Regions from separate parts of the Homo sapiens genome. Here region 2 is linked to region 1. The links are chromatin loops, found by intact Hi-C in ENCODE. Cell type or tissue: endothelial cell of umbilical vein. All regions are shown on one strand. Links, peaks and the distances in the headings refer to the core of each region. The heading gives the core; the rest is flanking DNA.

Evidence for each region. Hi-C counts contacts between places; a loop is a spot of excess contacts. Peaks named below come from ENCODE experiments on the same cell type or tissue, not always from the same donor. Only the 100,000 strongest peaks of a DNase experiment are listed, where the experiment ranks them.
Region 2: a loop joins it to region 1, with 3 times the contacts of the local background. A loop is called at or near these places in 2 of 110 quality-filtered maps.

Annotation. Positions count from the first base shown.
Region 1 is chr2:83,191,867-83,199,962 of GRCh38, reverse strand. No RefSeq gene overlaps it. Among named protein-coding and RNA genes, the nearest start is that of LINC01809, 330 kb to the left of the region's middle. In endothelial cell of umbilical vein, for the core only: a CTCF peak has its summit at 3,533; a DNase peak (open chromatin) is centred at 3,552; H3K27ac peaks cover 391 bases.
Region 2 is chr2:82,686,413-82,694,508 of GRCh38, reverse strand. No RefSeq gene overlaps it. Among named protein-coding and RNA genes, the nearest start is that of LINC01809, 830 kb to the left of the region's middle. In endothelial cell of umbilical vein, for the core only: no CTCF peak of the experiment used is centred there; a DNase peak (open chromatin) is centred at 3,578; H3K27ac peaks cover 1,946 bases.

The DNA.
Region 1 (8,096 bases), core at 994-5,993:
CATTCATTTCACTAAAGAGGGATTATATACGTCACCCACAGTAGTTATAAACATGTGTCTACTTTCACCAATGAAAATCCATTTTTAATATTTATTATGACAATTAGCAAAGATCTGGTTTAGATAAGAATTAGGTCTATCTGAAGTTTGTGTATTCACCACCCCAGTAGTCACCATCCCAGCTGGCCACTGCTCACCACTTTCCATCTAATTCTATGCTTGGTAGATGGAACAATGAACAAAAGCCTTGAAATTTATTATGAAATGCAGAAGCATGCTGGGTATTTGCTTTTATTTTATGATAACCCTGGAGTGAAATAGTGAGTGTTGATTTTTAATCAGGTACAGTTAGGACAACAGATTGGGAGATGACTGCCTTTAAAAAGATAATTTGGTACTCACAGTTGACAAAAGGAAGGTGCATTCCAAGCCGTGCAGAGCCACATGCGGTGACCAAGGTGAGTCAAGAGACAAAAGTGCTGAGAAGAATGTATACTCTGTTGTTTTGGGGTGGAGAGTTCTGTAGATGTCTATTAGGTCCGCTTGGTGCAGAGCTGAGTTTAATTCCTGGACATCCTTGCTAACTTTCTGTCTCGTTGATCTGTCTAATGTTGACAGTGGGGTGTTAAAGTCTCCCATTATTATTGTGTAGGAGTCTAAGCTGGAAACCATCATTCTGAGCAAACTATCGCAAGGATAGAAAACCAAACACCGCATGTTCTCACTCATAGGTGGGAATTGAACAATGAGAACACTTGGACACAGGGTGGGGAACATCACACACCGGGCCCTGCCAGGGGGTGGGGGAACGGGGGAGGGATAGCATTAGGAGATGTACCTAATGTAAATGACGAGTTAATGGGTGCAGCACACCAACATGGCACATGTATACATAGGTAATAAACCTGCATGTTGTGCACATGTACCCTAGAACTTAAAGTAAAATAAAAAATAAAAATAAATAAATAAAAGAAAAAAGAGAGAGAAAAGAGAGAGAAAAGAGAGAGAAAAGTGAGAAAAAAATATGGAATGTGGGCAGGAGCCTTTATTGTGATTTCTGTCTCAGTAGGTTCAAGATCTGATAATTTTAATAATTTCAGTATGTTTTGGAGCACCAGGGTTGTCCCTAGTTGTCTGGTACTGGCCCTTGGGTGATTAGGGCAGGGGAATAGTGACCCTGAGGGTGTAAGCCTGATTAAAGGAAGTGGTGGGAATGTGGGCTAGTTGGTTAGTTTGTATATGAAAGTCACCCTTGCAGGCCAGTGAGTCCTTTACTGTCTCTAGGAATTGGCTAGGCCTTGTTGGACAGTGTCTCTAGGATCAGCAAGGCCTCAGATGTCAAAGCGTCAGAAATATAAAAAATAGGAAGTCATCATTTATGCGTTGTAATGTTGGATTAAATGCTTCTGAATTCTCTAACAAGAGAAACTGACCATACACTATTTAGCTTAAACTAACCAACCAATACATACTGTAACATTGACAAGGCTGAAGTGTTTTTGAAGTAAAAGACATGGTGTATAGTAGCAGCTTCATTAACTTCACATTTTAATCTGGGTCCTCTTCATCATTTTTTTACTTTACTCAAAATACACACACACACCAGTCCAAATATTTTAACATATATAATTTTATATGTGTGGGTGTACACATCCATAATGAAATGATGTACAATTAGCAGTCTTGTAATATTTACTTAAGGAATAAATGAACATTTCTTATTTTAAATGTCAGAAGAGAGACCAATAAACAATAATGTATCAAATAGTATCACAATTATCTGAATACTCTGCTTTGTTTCAGAATGGCATATTGGAAAAATACACATTATTGGCATTTAGTTTATTGGAATATCTAATCTTACATTTTAGCTCAGTTTTTTTTTTCTGAATAAACTTGTTCTCTAAAAGTCTCAACATTTTCCCATTAGCATTTAGAAAATTCTAGATTTGTAATCGTGTGTGCAGTAGATTCAGTGAAGCCTAGAATTGGTCTTATTTGAAAAGCACATTACACTGGGCTTTGAGTACTGTTAAAATGGAGGGGTAGAAGTATATCTGAAGCAATTACCAGAAATCTAAGGTAAAAGTTAGAACAAAGTCATCGAGAATTCCAGAGAATTATATGGAAAGTATTATGCAGAAATTAAATACCAAGAAAGAATAGTCAGTCTAATTCAGGTCAGTGCTCATGGTATTAAAAGAGAGATTGAGAAAGAGTCAAGAAGACTTTTTAGTGCATTGAGCTCTGTCTCAGTCAGTTTTTAAATGAGTTTTACTGAGGGTTTGGAACCTAAGACTAAGCAAACACTATCCCAAGTGACTGCTGCTCACCACAGTCCAACCAATTCTATGCCTGACAGATGGGGAGGGGGCACATGGAAAGCCTCATTCTCAAATTCAGAAAAAAATATTCATTACCAAATCCAGAAGCATGCTGAGTAATTGCTTTTATTTGATGCTCAATACAATAAAAATAAATTTGCTTGTTTAAATTAATGAAAATTGAAAAAGAAAACCCAGATAGAGTACTTTGTCCTAAGAAAAAGGTATTTGACATTTTGCTCAGCAACACAGGTTTAATTATGTTAGCTAACATAAGAGGTGAAATTGGGGACTAAGGTCTTATGTTGAATTAATATTGATTGACTCAAGAACATGTCCTTAAATTGAAGAAAAGAAATAACTTGACCTTTGAAGCCATTAAAGTTATAAAGCTTCCTTTAAAAATATAATTTTCTCTTGGAGAAGTTTGATTGATCACTTTAAAGGAGGCTGTCAGCAAATGTTATAATTTTCCAATAATTTGGACAGGGCTCATCTAAAAATGGAGATTGCTGTTCAGACAAAAGTGGAGGAAACATTATTTGCAACTGCAGGTAGGGGAAAGGAGTAATTTCCAATTTATATGCAAAACAACAAATATGTATAATCCATTCCTCTGGCTCAGTTAGTTAAAAAATAAGAGAGTGAGAGAAACTCACTTAGCAACACTATTTTCTAAGCATAATATTCATGTTTCCAAATGGAGCCAACTAATCGGCCACATCAGCAGTTTGCCAGCCTAGCAAGTCACACATGAGCTGTGCATGGCCCTGACTACAAAGCATACAAACCAAAGCTTATGGAAGACAATAAACATGGGATTTTGGAATATATTCCTGAATATCTCCTTGGAGACTTACTAGACCTAGGGCTAAACCTGTTAGTGGATTCACAATAAAGGAGAATGTCAATTTATAGTTGCACTTTCTCTTGTATTTCTAGAAGAATAATAAGTATTATTTTCTTAACTATTAATTCTCATTAAAGTTTTCTGTGTCTTAATTCTTGTTCAAGTTCATTTTCTGCCTCTCTCTCACACACACACACACACACTAAACATTAAGTTTATACTTAAACTTAATATATAAATTAAATAATTGGAGGAAATCTGGAGCTCTACTATGCATACAGTTGAAAAACGGTAGTACAATGTGTCAACATTTAATCACATGCAAACATCCTGCAGTTTGAATTATTGCAGAAAGAGGGCAGTCTTACATTTTAATGCAAAATCAAGATGTGCATTTAGCTATACTGTGGTCAACTGTAAAAAGAAAGGAAAACTGCAGTCAGAAAAATAAAAGTTCTGGCTAAATAGGATCCAGGACTAGCCCTATTGGTATAATAAATCTGAATTTTCTGTTTAAGTACAGGTGGCTTTTAGTCTTCAGAGCTAAAGCAAAATCAATATGTGTTTCATTCTGCCTACTCTCCTACCTCCACTATATGACCTTATTTTCTATTTCACAAAGAAATAGAAAACATCAAAGTTAGTTTTCCATTACCACACCTAAATCTGTGACTATATCCTTACACTGTCTTCAACGCTCAGAGCAGGTTTGTTACTGTTCTTCAAGGATTATCCCTCCCACTTTGTTCTTCATTTTATTCCCTACCCTCCTCTCCTTTCTCCACAATCCTCACACATCCTTTCAACCAAGACTGGTGTTATCTACCTATCATGCTTCTGTGTTTTCCATATTGTCATTTCTTTCTGTCTCTACTTGGTACTTATACACTTTAAATCCATTAACACTTAATACAAAAAAGAAAAAAGAATCCTTGCACCCCTAAAATAACATCTATTTTTCTCATTACCGATCCACTCAAACACATTATTTTTGGAGGAATACTCATGTGACAAAATTGTGTTATTTTGGTGGGCTCACTGAAGAATAATGCATCATGTCAAGCTCACACCCTGGCCACAGATATAGACATGAGACAAATAACTACAGTATGTAGAAGAGTCATAAAGGGAAAATTGCTGAGATGATGGAGGCACTTAACAGAAGACTTACTATATCTTTCAAAACCAAGCTCTACCTCCTCATCTCACAACCCATTTGCTTTCAAGCTACTAACTCCCGTCTACATACAGGACTCCACTAAATCTTCACTTGCCTCCAGTAAGCATGACCTTATAATTGATACATACAATGATCTTTTGACCTGCTCATAAAACTTCTTGAAATTCTCTCCTCTGCTAACTTGCATCACATCCCTTTAATCAGCCTTTCTGATGTGAGAGTGATGTGGCTATTACACATGATAGCCTAGGTAACAAGTTGCTTCGTGACGTTTATCTATATCTAATGTTCCCTAGATCTTTAAACCTCAGTATATTCTATGATATTTTATGTGAAACATGTTATCTTTCCATTCAAGCTTATTTTTCCTTCTACATTTTTATTTCTTGTGTGTCACTAACATTTATATTGTTGCCCAACCTAGAACCCATGAATTTTTCCAGACATCTTCCTTCACTGCAACCTGCAACTTTCGTCAGGTACTAAGTCTAGCAAGCTCTATCTCCATGAAATTTATCATGATGTCAGCTCGTCCATTTCTAATGGAGCATTCAATGATATTTGAAATATCTTTGAAGTTTATTATGCAACATAAGGATATGTAAATATGTATAAATATGTGGAAGTATGCATAAATTCATTAAAACTATAAATTATAAAATATATAAAAGTTTTTATATATTTTACATATATATGTGTGTTTCTGAGTGCAAGCGTGTGTCTCCATTAATACAGCCAATGTGGTACAGAAATACGTACACAAATAATTTCAATTGGACTTATTTTTTTATGCCAAAATGTAAACCAAAATGGAGTGGGGAATTCTGTATGTCAGGCGTTTTATGTGCTTTGACACACACCAAAATGTAGAAAGATACATATGTTTAAATATTCCTTCTCAGTGAAGGCTTGCCCATCCACTTCATTTATAACTTCAAAACATTCCATTTCTTAACTGAAGCCTGGTGGGTCTCTCCACTTTTATTTTCATCACAGTACTCATCAGTAACCAACACATTATAAATTGTTCTTATTACTTTTTATGTATGTCTATTCTATCATAGAAATATAATTTTCTATTATAGAAATTTTAAAAATATTTGTACATGCAACAACTAAAACAGTATATAGAAGGTATATAACAAATATAAGTTGAACATATCCTTTTACACTGATGGATGATAATGCCTTTAATAAAATACTATTTATGAAATGCTTAATATGTGCCAGGTATGCCATAACCTTATTCAATTTTTACAAAAATATTTAAAGTGATATTATCCACATTTTCAACATATGAGATATTGATATTTTGTAGGTTGTTTGTATTTCTTTCTTTTTTGAAGCTTATTTTTTAGAGATGAGTTCTTGCTATGTTACCCAAGTTTAACTCAAACTCCGGGGCTCAAGAGATCCTCCCACCTCAGCTTCTGAGGCACTGAGACTACAGGCATGAGCTACTGTGCCCCATTAAGATTTAGTGAGTTTGAATTATTTGCCTAAGATCCCATTATAGGGAAATATGGATTTATACTCATCTACGTAATGTGAAAATTCATGTTTTTAGCTACTAAATAATTTCAGCTTCAAGTAGTAAGGACCACATGAGTGTTTTCATCCTTGTTAGAGTTGCATATGCCACTAAACCTGCTGATATCTACATTAGAGGATTCCTGCTAGAAGTAAGTAGATTACTGAGCCATATAAGTGAAAAAAAATTAAATCTAAAAATGAATAAGACAATCCAGAACATATAAGTATAATTTTAACTAATTTATTTGTCATAATACATTAATCATGACAGTTGACACTTTAGGCTAATAAAAATTTTCATTCATATTTCTATAGTTTATAGCACCTGATTTAACAAAAGAAAAACAATTGTGAAATTCTCTTTTTCACTTACTTTATTTTGATTAGTCCAGGAACTGTCGTAGGATTATATTTCTTTTATTTCTGAGACAATTAGAGAATAATCATTTGTATTCTTTCCATTAAAGGCACTTATTTTATTTGACCCTTTTCTTACACTTTATAGTTTTGCTTTATATTTGGAAGAAGTCTGTTTAAATCACAGAACATAAAGATTTAAAACAAAACAAGAAAGGAAGAATGAGGAATCTCACTATTGCAAAGACATTGCAGGGCATATCTGTATAGCCATTATTCTTAATGTTTGGTACCAGTTCGGTATTTTTTTAGTTGAAATAGTTTTTTGAAATATTTTCTTTGTAACTAAACTAGATGTTCGAATCAATTAATTATGAAATGGTAATAAATTTCTAGTTATTTAGGATGAGGAGCTATGGACATTTCTAGACTAATATATCACTATTATTTCTAGCCATAGTATAGTGGAGCATTAAATACAATTGTAGGTCATTTTGGGCATATCACATCTTTAAATCAAATTGTGGAGTCATTATTGACTAGCTAAGTGATAATAATTAAATGAGTTAACTTGTATTAGTAATTTTTTCTTTTTGAAAATAAAATTGTTTAATGCATAATTATATTGGGATTTGAGTAGAAAGAACCCAGTACAACAGCCAAAAATTTTAGTGATTAATATTATCATCATCATCATCACTATAGCAATGTTTTATCCCACAAACTAATGTGTTTTGGAAATATGTCTGGACTTAGGCATTATACTAACTTAATTTAGCCCTGTACTTTGTCTCCAATGTGATGTGTATTCTGCTAATTGGTATAAAGAAAATTTCAGCTGGGTATGGTTGCTCAGGCCTGTAATCCCAGCACTTTGTGAGGCTGAGGTGGGAGGATCACTTGAGCCCAGGAGTTTGAGACCATCTTGAGCAACGTAGTGAGTCCCTATCTCCAGAAAAAATTTGAAAAATAGCCAGGCACAACAACACATGCCTGTAGTCCCAGCTACTTTGGAAGGCTGAGGCTAGGAGGTCAATGCTTTGGTGAGCCATTATTGTACCACTGCACTCCAGCCTGGGTGACAGAGTGAGACCCTCTCAAAAAAAAAAAAAAAAAAGAAAAGAAAAGAAAGTGCTAAATAAAATAAATAAAAGAAAATTTAAGCTGTACTGTTTTTATGCAAGTATAGAGCCTTTGCTATGTTTCTCAAAATCGATGATTAAAGAGGAAGAAACAATCTTGTGTCTCAAAGGTGTATACTGCTGGAGATGAGGCTTTAGAAACGTCTAATTTAAGTCACATTTCCCCCCTGCACAATAGATTCCTAAAATAGTATTACTTTACTAGAATAATAAGTAACCCAGGAAGAAGAACTAATAAATATCCCTTATGTACTGTTACTTTACTGGTGTGATTTGGAGAGCTCACCATGGTATGTGAGTGTTATCATCAGCAGACAGCATTTCATTAGTGTGTGGTCAATGGCGGTCTCAGAATGGCAGATGACTATGATAAAGACTGATAAGGGCAATGAGTCCAAATTTTTTTAGCTTTCATGTACTGGTCCCATAGTGATGGTTCCAGGGAGCCTCAGCTTGCAAGATAGCACCCAGAGGCCAACAGAAGAACCGACATGAGCCAAAGCTGTGGGTATGAACTGTGAAGTGTGCATCTGTGGGTGAATATTTTGGTATCAACAGACTATAGCTGTGTTGGTTATAAGTGGGAAACAAGACTGCAAAACATACTGTATTTGGTTTTTAAAATGGCTGAAATAATTGTGATTATCATTGAATGGCACCTTGTATTATTACTTGCCCATGGGATACTGACTAGAGAGAAGGAGTTAGGA
Region 2 (8,096 bases), core at 1,291-6,290, 510 kb after region 1:
ATCTTAAATGCTAGCATGAGTCAATAAAAGAAAGGAGAGGATACAATGATTTCCTGTCCAATAATGTGTTTCCGATCAGACAGAACACATGAAGTTACTCCACTGGCAATCCAAATTAAGTTCTATTGATAGTATTTTTCTCATTTGATAAATATTTACAACTAGATACAGGTAAATAAGCTTTAATGTTAGCTTCCTAAATCTTAATAAATATTAAGATATAAATGAAACATCACGTAAGTCACAACCCTTCCAGAATGATCTCCAAGCTATTATATTTTCTGGGATGCTAGTTCAACAAGTTAATGTGCTTCAGTTTCCTATGGTCTGAAATTTGTTTAAATAACTTCTAGTTCTACTTTCTGCCTTGAGATCCTACCAGTCTGTACTATATTGGGTTGTTCCATGGTTTCTGAACATTTATTGTCCTAATCTACATCTTTCCCCAAAGTTCAAAATAAATCCAGTACTATATCTTACCATCCCTGAAAAATTGACATGTTGGAATCACAGGATGCTACCAAGTCTAGGGACACTCAGTTGCATTCCAGACATAATCTAGCACACACACAGAGCCCCTGCCTGATCAAGTTGCCCATGGGTCTGATATTCTTCATGTGTTAACTATTATTACTTAATAAGGCTAAAACTGTATCTATTTTAAACTTGTGTTTTAGTGTGGTAAGAACACTTAGCATGAGATCTACCCTCTTTATAAATTTTTAATTGTACAATACAGTATTTTAAACTATGGGAACAATATTGTATAGCAGATCTCTAAAAGTTATTTTTCTTGCACAATGATTATTTTATCCCCTTGACTTAGCAACTCCCCACTCCCCACTCCCCTTGGCTCTTGTGACCACCATTCCCCTTTTTGATTATATTAATTTAACTAGTTTTAATACCTCAGAAAAGGGATATCATGCAGTATTTGTTCTTCCATGACTGGCTTTTTTTCTTAACATAATATCTACTAGGTTTTACCGGTTTTTCTTTTCCATATTTAGTGCTTCCTCTGGGAGCTCTTGTAAGGCAGGCCTGGTGGTGACAAAATCTCTCAGCATTTGCTTGTCTATAAAGAATAATATCTACTAGGTTCATCTATGTTATCACAAGTAGTAAAATTCTATTATTATTATTATTTTTATTTTTTTATTTTTATTTTTGAGATGGAGTCTCACTCTGTTGCCCAGGCTGGAGTGCAATGGCACAATCTCGGCTCACTGCAATCTATGCCTCCAGGGTTCAAGCAATTCTCCTGCCTCAGCCTCCTGAGTAGCTGGGATTACACATGCTTAGCTAATTTTCGTATTTTTAGTAGAGACAGGGTTTCACCATGTTGGTCATGCTGGTCTCAAACTCCTGACCTCATGATCTGCCTACCTTGGCCTCCCATAGTGCTCAGATTACAAGTGTGAGCCACTGTGCCTGGCCAGAAATCTATTAGTTTTTAAGGCAAGTATTTTTTGAAATTTCATAGGTTGCTTTTTTCAGTCTGTTGATTGTTTTCTTTGCTGTGCAAAAACATTTTAGTTTAATGTAGTTCTATTTGTCTATTTTTACTTGTGTTGTTTGGGCCTATGGTATCATAGCCATAAAATTCAACACCATATCATAAACTCTTTCCCTATGTTCCCTTTTAGGAGTCATACATTTCAGGTCTTATATTTAAGTCATTAATCCACATTGAGTTGATTTTTATGTATAGTGTAAGATAAAGTCAAATTTAATTATTCTGTGTGTGGATATCATTTTCCCAACACCATTTCTTGAAGAGACTATCCTTTCCCCATTGTGTATTCCTGGATCCCTTGCCAAAGATCAATTGATGATATATGCGCTGATTTATTTTTGGGTTCTCTATTCTGTTTCATTGGTCTATATGTCTGTCTTTATATCAGTACCATGCCATTTTAATTATTGTAGCCTTGTGATATATTTTAAAATTAGAAAGTTTTGTTTTTCTTTCTTAATTTTGTTTCAGCTATTTGAGGTCTTTTGTGATTTAATGTAAATTTTAGTACTTTTTTCTATTTCCGGAAAAATACCATTGGGATTTTGATAGGGATTGCATTGAAATTGTAGATCACTTTTGATAGTATAAATATTTTAGCAATATTAAGTCTTTCAAACCTTGAACATGAGATGACTATTTATGTGGGCCTTTTTTTTATTTCTTTCATCATTGTTTACAGTTTTCAGTGTACAAGTTTCCCACCTTCTAAGTTCTTTTTATAGACTTTATTATTAAATTACATTTTTTATAAGTACCTTTTCAGATATTTATTTTTTAATTAGTTTTTGAATTTTTTTGAGATGTAGTCTTGCTCTGACACCCAGGCTGGAGTGCAGTAGTGCTATCACACCTCACTGCAACCTTTGCCTCCCAGGCTCAAGTGATCCTCTTGCCTCAGCCCACCAAGTTCCTAGGACTATAGGCATGCACCACCACACCACACTGATTTCTATATCTTTTTGTAGAGAAATATATAAAAAAAATTTTTTCAGGCTGTTCTCGAACTGGGCTCAAGCCATCCATCCACCTCAGCCTCCCAAAGTGCTGAGATTACAGGTACTGTCCCTGGACTTTTTAGATATTTCATAAAACTTAGTCCATTTGAAATAAAGCTTTTAAAAGTAACATATAGTAATTTTTAAAGTGATCCATATATATTATAGAAGGCTTGGAGAATAGAAAGAATTATAAGAAACAAAAATATTATTTACAATAAAATCTACTACCCATATAAAAACCGTGTTAAAATTCTGGTTATATATTGCTAGTGATGACATAAGCATAAACTTGTATCCTACCTTTTTGTTATTATTTTCCAAATCTCTGAACTATATTTGAATGATGAGACAGGAGATACCTAAGCATTATTTATTTAATTACTCCATAAATGTTTATTGCATTAAGTGGTGAGCATTATATTTAATATTTCACTGTTGGGAAAATTTTAGGTGGTTTTACTCTCATAAACATTTTTGCTTACTGGAGATGTTATTGATACAGCAATTGCAATTGCCTTCTGAGCATTATTTTTTGATACACGCATGCTGCCTGGCACAAATGTTTCATCCTGACTCTACATTCTTCCATGTGTACTCTTCCAATCTTCCATTTGATATGTTGCTATCTCCATATTTTGGTTATCTAAATATGTAACACAAAGTTTCACAGTGTCTCCACTTTACTGACACCCAGAAAATACATTTTTCTTAAATTTAATATTTCTATTTCTGAAAACATGTTGAAAAATTATATAGTCATTGACACAAAATGCTGTGTCATCCTAGTTTTACAAATGCCATGATACATGTCTGTTAAAATTAAGAATGGGATTGATTTGAGGAGTTGATGAGTGTTTGCGTTGTTCTACAGTCTTATTCTTCCATGGCTAGTTAGCTTTTCTTTGTCTTTCACATGGCTCTAGCCAGCACATTTTTTCCTATGACAGAGTCTAATGCATAATTTTTATTTTTTTAAGGCATATTCCATGGCATTAAAAGATATTTCCTTTTCAGATGCAGGTATTTTCATAATATCAGCAGGAAATAGAATAAGCTCATTCTTTCCGCATTTTGTGTTGTTCACTTTAATCAAAACTGGCTTCCTCTGACAGTTTTGTTATCATACAGATTAAATATCTTCTAAAAATAATCACAGGAAGGGCAAGTTCTCTGAAATTTCCTCAGGCTGTACATTTAACCTTCTTAATAGCAACATTTTATTTTGGTGATATCTTTAAGCACTTGCGTATATCTCAAGCAATCTCAGCTTTGAGGTGTCCAGATGATAAAATAAGCCTTAATTTAAGTGAACCAACATTTCTGGTTTCTTCCTTTGAATTACTGAATACTTTTTTATAAGATCAATGTGTCAGAGCAATTCCTTTCAATGCCATATTACTGAGAAAACAAAAAATCAACATGAAAATAGACCACATAAACATATTCATGAAAAATATTGAACAAATCCATATTTATAAGACATTGCACTGGTCTTTATAAGAAATGCCCTCCTCACTTCAAAGCTTTTATGAGATATTAAAAAAATAAGTTATAATACATTCTGTTTAGAATTTGGAGTTTTTATTTCTAGGAGTGAGGACTTTTCCATACCTTTACAGAGTAGGTTGCATTTGATAGACTTGAAACTGAGGCAAGATTGACTTTTAAAAAAGCGATCAGTGGTTTTCTCAGTGTGAGAGAAAATTAAATAATTCCATCAGAAAGAAATTACTTAAGCATATACAGAGATGGAAAAATATATGGCATATTTAATAAACATAATTAACTCAAACTTCTTCAGACAAAATAAATGAAGTAAAATAAGTCTTTAATATGATACTGAGTTGAAATAATAGTCATGGGACCTAGTCCAAGTTTTTAGTTATTAGTCGATATATTGATTTATTTATTTAACAAAAAATATTTAAAGGCTATGCACTTATGTGGCAAAGTGGTAATATAAAATGAGAATATGTATACAGTTCATATGAGTTATCTAATTTGTTTATTGCAAGCACTTTTTAATTTGTTTTATTGGGGTATAATTTACATACACTAAAATTAATCAATTTACAATTTAATGAATTTAGGGAATTTTATACAGTGTGCAACCACCACAACAATCACGATAAAGAATATTTCTACCAACCCTCATAATTTTACTCCTGTCTTTTTTACAATATATTCGATACCCCAGTTTAATCTTCTTGAAACTTCCGATCTATTTTCTATCACTATAATTTTGCCTTTTCAAAAATTCTGTTTCTAAATGAACTTATGCAGCCTTCATTCTTTCATTTCAGTCTTCTTTCATTTATTATAATTTTTGGAAAACTTTAAAAATGTTGCTAGTGTATCATCAGTTTGTAACTTTTTCATTGCTGAGTAGTATCCCATTGTATGGATAGGCTTTAATACATTTATCTATTCACAAGTTGTTGGACATTTGGGTAGTTTTAAATTTTCTGGATATTATGAGTAAAGTTCTATGACCATTTGAGTACAGATTTTATATAGCTCATACATTTTTACATACTGGGCCATATTCTTAGTGTACATTTAAAATTTATAAGAATTAAAAATCTTAAGCAGAAAAACTACTAAGAAAACCACACCTAGTCACATTACAGTAAAACTTCTGCAAAGTTGCAAAACAAAGAGAAAATCTTAAAAGCATCCAGAGAAAGAAAAATAAAAAGAACATGACAGGCAGGTACAGAAAAAGTAGCCAAAAGTCAATGAATTGGTATATTCAAATGCTTGAAAGAAAATACTTACCAGCCAAGAATTTTAAAACCAAAGAAAATGCCTTAAAAAAAATTTAACCAATGACATTTACAGAACAAAATCGAATATAATGATAGGAAACTTACACTAGTGCATTTTGTTCTCCAGGAGGAAAAAAAATGGCCCTCCTCAAAAATTAGTGTTAGAAGAAATAAGAGGCCATAAAAGACTAAATATATGAGTTAATTTGAATGCATGGTGATGACAAAACAATAATACCAGTACTTGTTATTTTAAAATATATTCAGAATTTAAGCCCGTAACTAGCGCATCATATAAGTCACAGGTCAGATGGTAAGCAGAGTTAAAGAGCTCACAGGATCTTCAAGAGGAAACATTCAGAACTTCTAATAGTTGTTGAAATTTTGAAGATTCAATTTGTCATTTTAGCCATTAAAAATAATATATATCTAGTAAGATAATAGAAAAAAAAATGGCATAATAAAACATCAATAGAAACTACGACAACAAAAGAGAGAAAATGGAACATAGCATATGTGATATGGTTTGACTGTGTCCCCACCCAAATCTCATCATGAATTGTAGTTGTCATAATTCCCACATGTGAGAGAAAATCGGTAGGAGATAATTAAGTCATGGGGGTGGTTTCCCACATACTGTTCTCATGGTGGTGAGTAAGTCTCATGAAATCTTATGATTTTATAAGGGATTTCTCCTTTTGCTTGGTTCTCATTTTTTCTTGCTTCTCTGCCGCCATGCAAGATGTGACTTTGCTCCTTTTTTGCCTTCAACCATGATTGTGAGTCCTCCCCAGCCATGTGGAACTGTGAGTCCATTAAACCTCTTTCCTTTAGAAATTACCCTGTCTCTGGTATGTCTTTATTAGCAGTATGAGAAAAGACTAATACAATATGTATGAGAAATGTTAAAAAGTGAATAGTAATATAGTATACTTAAATTCATTTTTATTAGTAATAATTTAATTAAATGTAAATATACCTAATGGTCCAAACAAAATACAAGATTTATTTTAAATGATTGACAGAAAAAAAGATTGAAAAATGATGACAACTAAAAAAAAAGCTAGAGTAGTTATAATAGTATCAGATAAATTAGAGTTTTAAGGCAAAATATTGCTAGGAATAAAAAGGAATATTTCATATTTATAAAAGGTTAGGGGGCCAGGCATGGTGGCTCATGCCTATAATCCCAGCACTTTGGGAGGTAGAGGCAGGAAAATCACTTGAGTCCAGGAATTCTAGAACAGTCTGGGCAACATGGCAAAACCCTGTCTCTATCAAAAACACAAAAATTAGCTGGGCGTGGTGACTGAAATTATATGCTTGTAATTTCAGCTACTGGGGGCACTGAGGTGGGAGGGTTGCTTGAGCCTGGGAGATTGAGGCCGCAATGAACTGTGATTGTGCCACTGCATTCCAGCCTGGATGACAGAGCAAGATGCTATCTCAAAGAAAAAAAAAAAGGTTTAACTCATGAAGAAGGTTTTTTAAAGTTCTAAATTTGTAATAACATACATTCTAAGCATATAAAGAATAGTGGGAAGAACTAAAAACAGACAACTAATCAGAGTAGAAAATATTAATAATCTCAGTAATTGATACAACAACAAAAATGGACAGGACCCAACATCTATCACTAGACTTCATTTAAGGTACATGCCAATCAGCCATGGAAAAATTGTCTGAATTTTAAGCACAACTCAATGACTTCCAATGTACTGATGTTATACTGTCTGTTACTGGAACACAGAGGAATTTAGGTAGTTAGAAATTTAAGATAAATAGTTAAACAGAATATCACACAAAATTGAAAATTCATACAAATACTTCTAAAATCCATGGGTCAGAAAAAGGAATTACGCGCTAATTCCATTTTGAGGAAAAATGTATTGCCTCAAAGATGGAGTCAGAAAGAATTATAAGTATCCATTTCATGATGCTACAAAAAGATATAATGAATATATTATAGACAGATAGATGATAGATAGATAGATCTATATACTGACGGTGTGTGTGTATGCACCTGAATGAAGTCAAAATTGATTATTAAAAAATAACTAATAACAGAGATGAATATTAAGTAAAACTAATTTAAAAAGGAGTAGCGGAAGATATACAAAAAAAACCCCTAATATCATAAAGGAAATAAAAACATTTTTAGAAATACCCATCTTACAAAAAGAAAACAAGATGAAATATATCTGAAAAGTCCTATGTCTATTAAACAAATAGAATTCAAACTTATTTTTTTCTAAAAGAAAATGTCAGATCTATATGGCTTCCTTAGCTATTTCTCTCAAATATTACAGGTAGAAATAATGCCACTTTTTATATATTATGAGGCTAACATAAATTGGACATCAAAATCTAACGATAATATTAAAGAAATAAAATTGTGATCCAATATTACTGTTGAGGAGATAAGTAAAAAACACTAAAGCATGATTCTAAATAATATATAAAATGAAAAATGTGTAACAATAAAATCGGGTTGATTCCTGGAATGCCAGTTTAGTTTAAATTTGAAAATACATTAATGTATTTTACTAGCCTCATAAAATATCGAATTAAAAAATTCTACATCTCTGATGATGCCACAAAAATACTTATTAAATATTAGCATAAAATTTTGACAGGGACTTTTAGCAAAATAGGTGTCAAAGGAAAGTTGCTCATGTGGCTAAGGCATGCAGAAAGATCTACCGACACTGGGGATTGGGCAAGTAGTGAGTGAAAGGTGATACTAGGTGGGTACTGGGGTGCTGGAACCATTGATTTCTTTCCAGGTTCTGGTGAAATGTGTTAATTTGG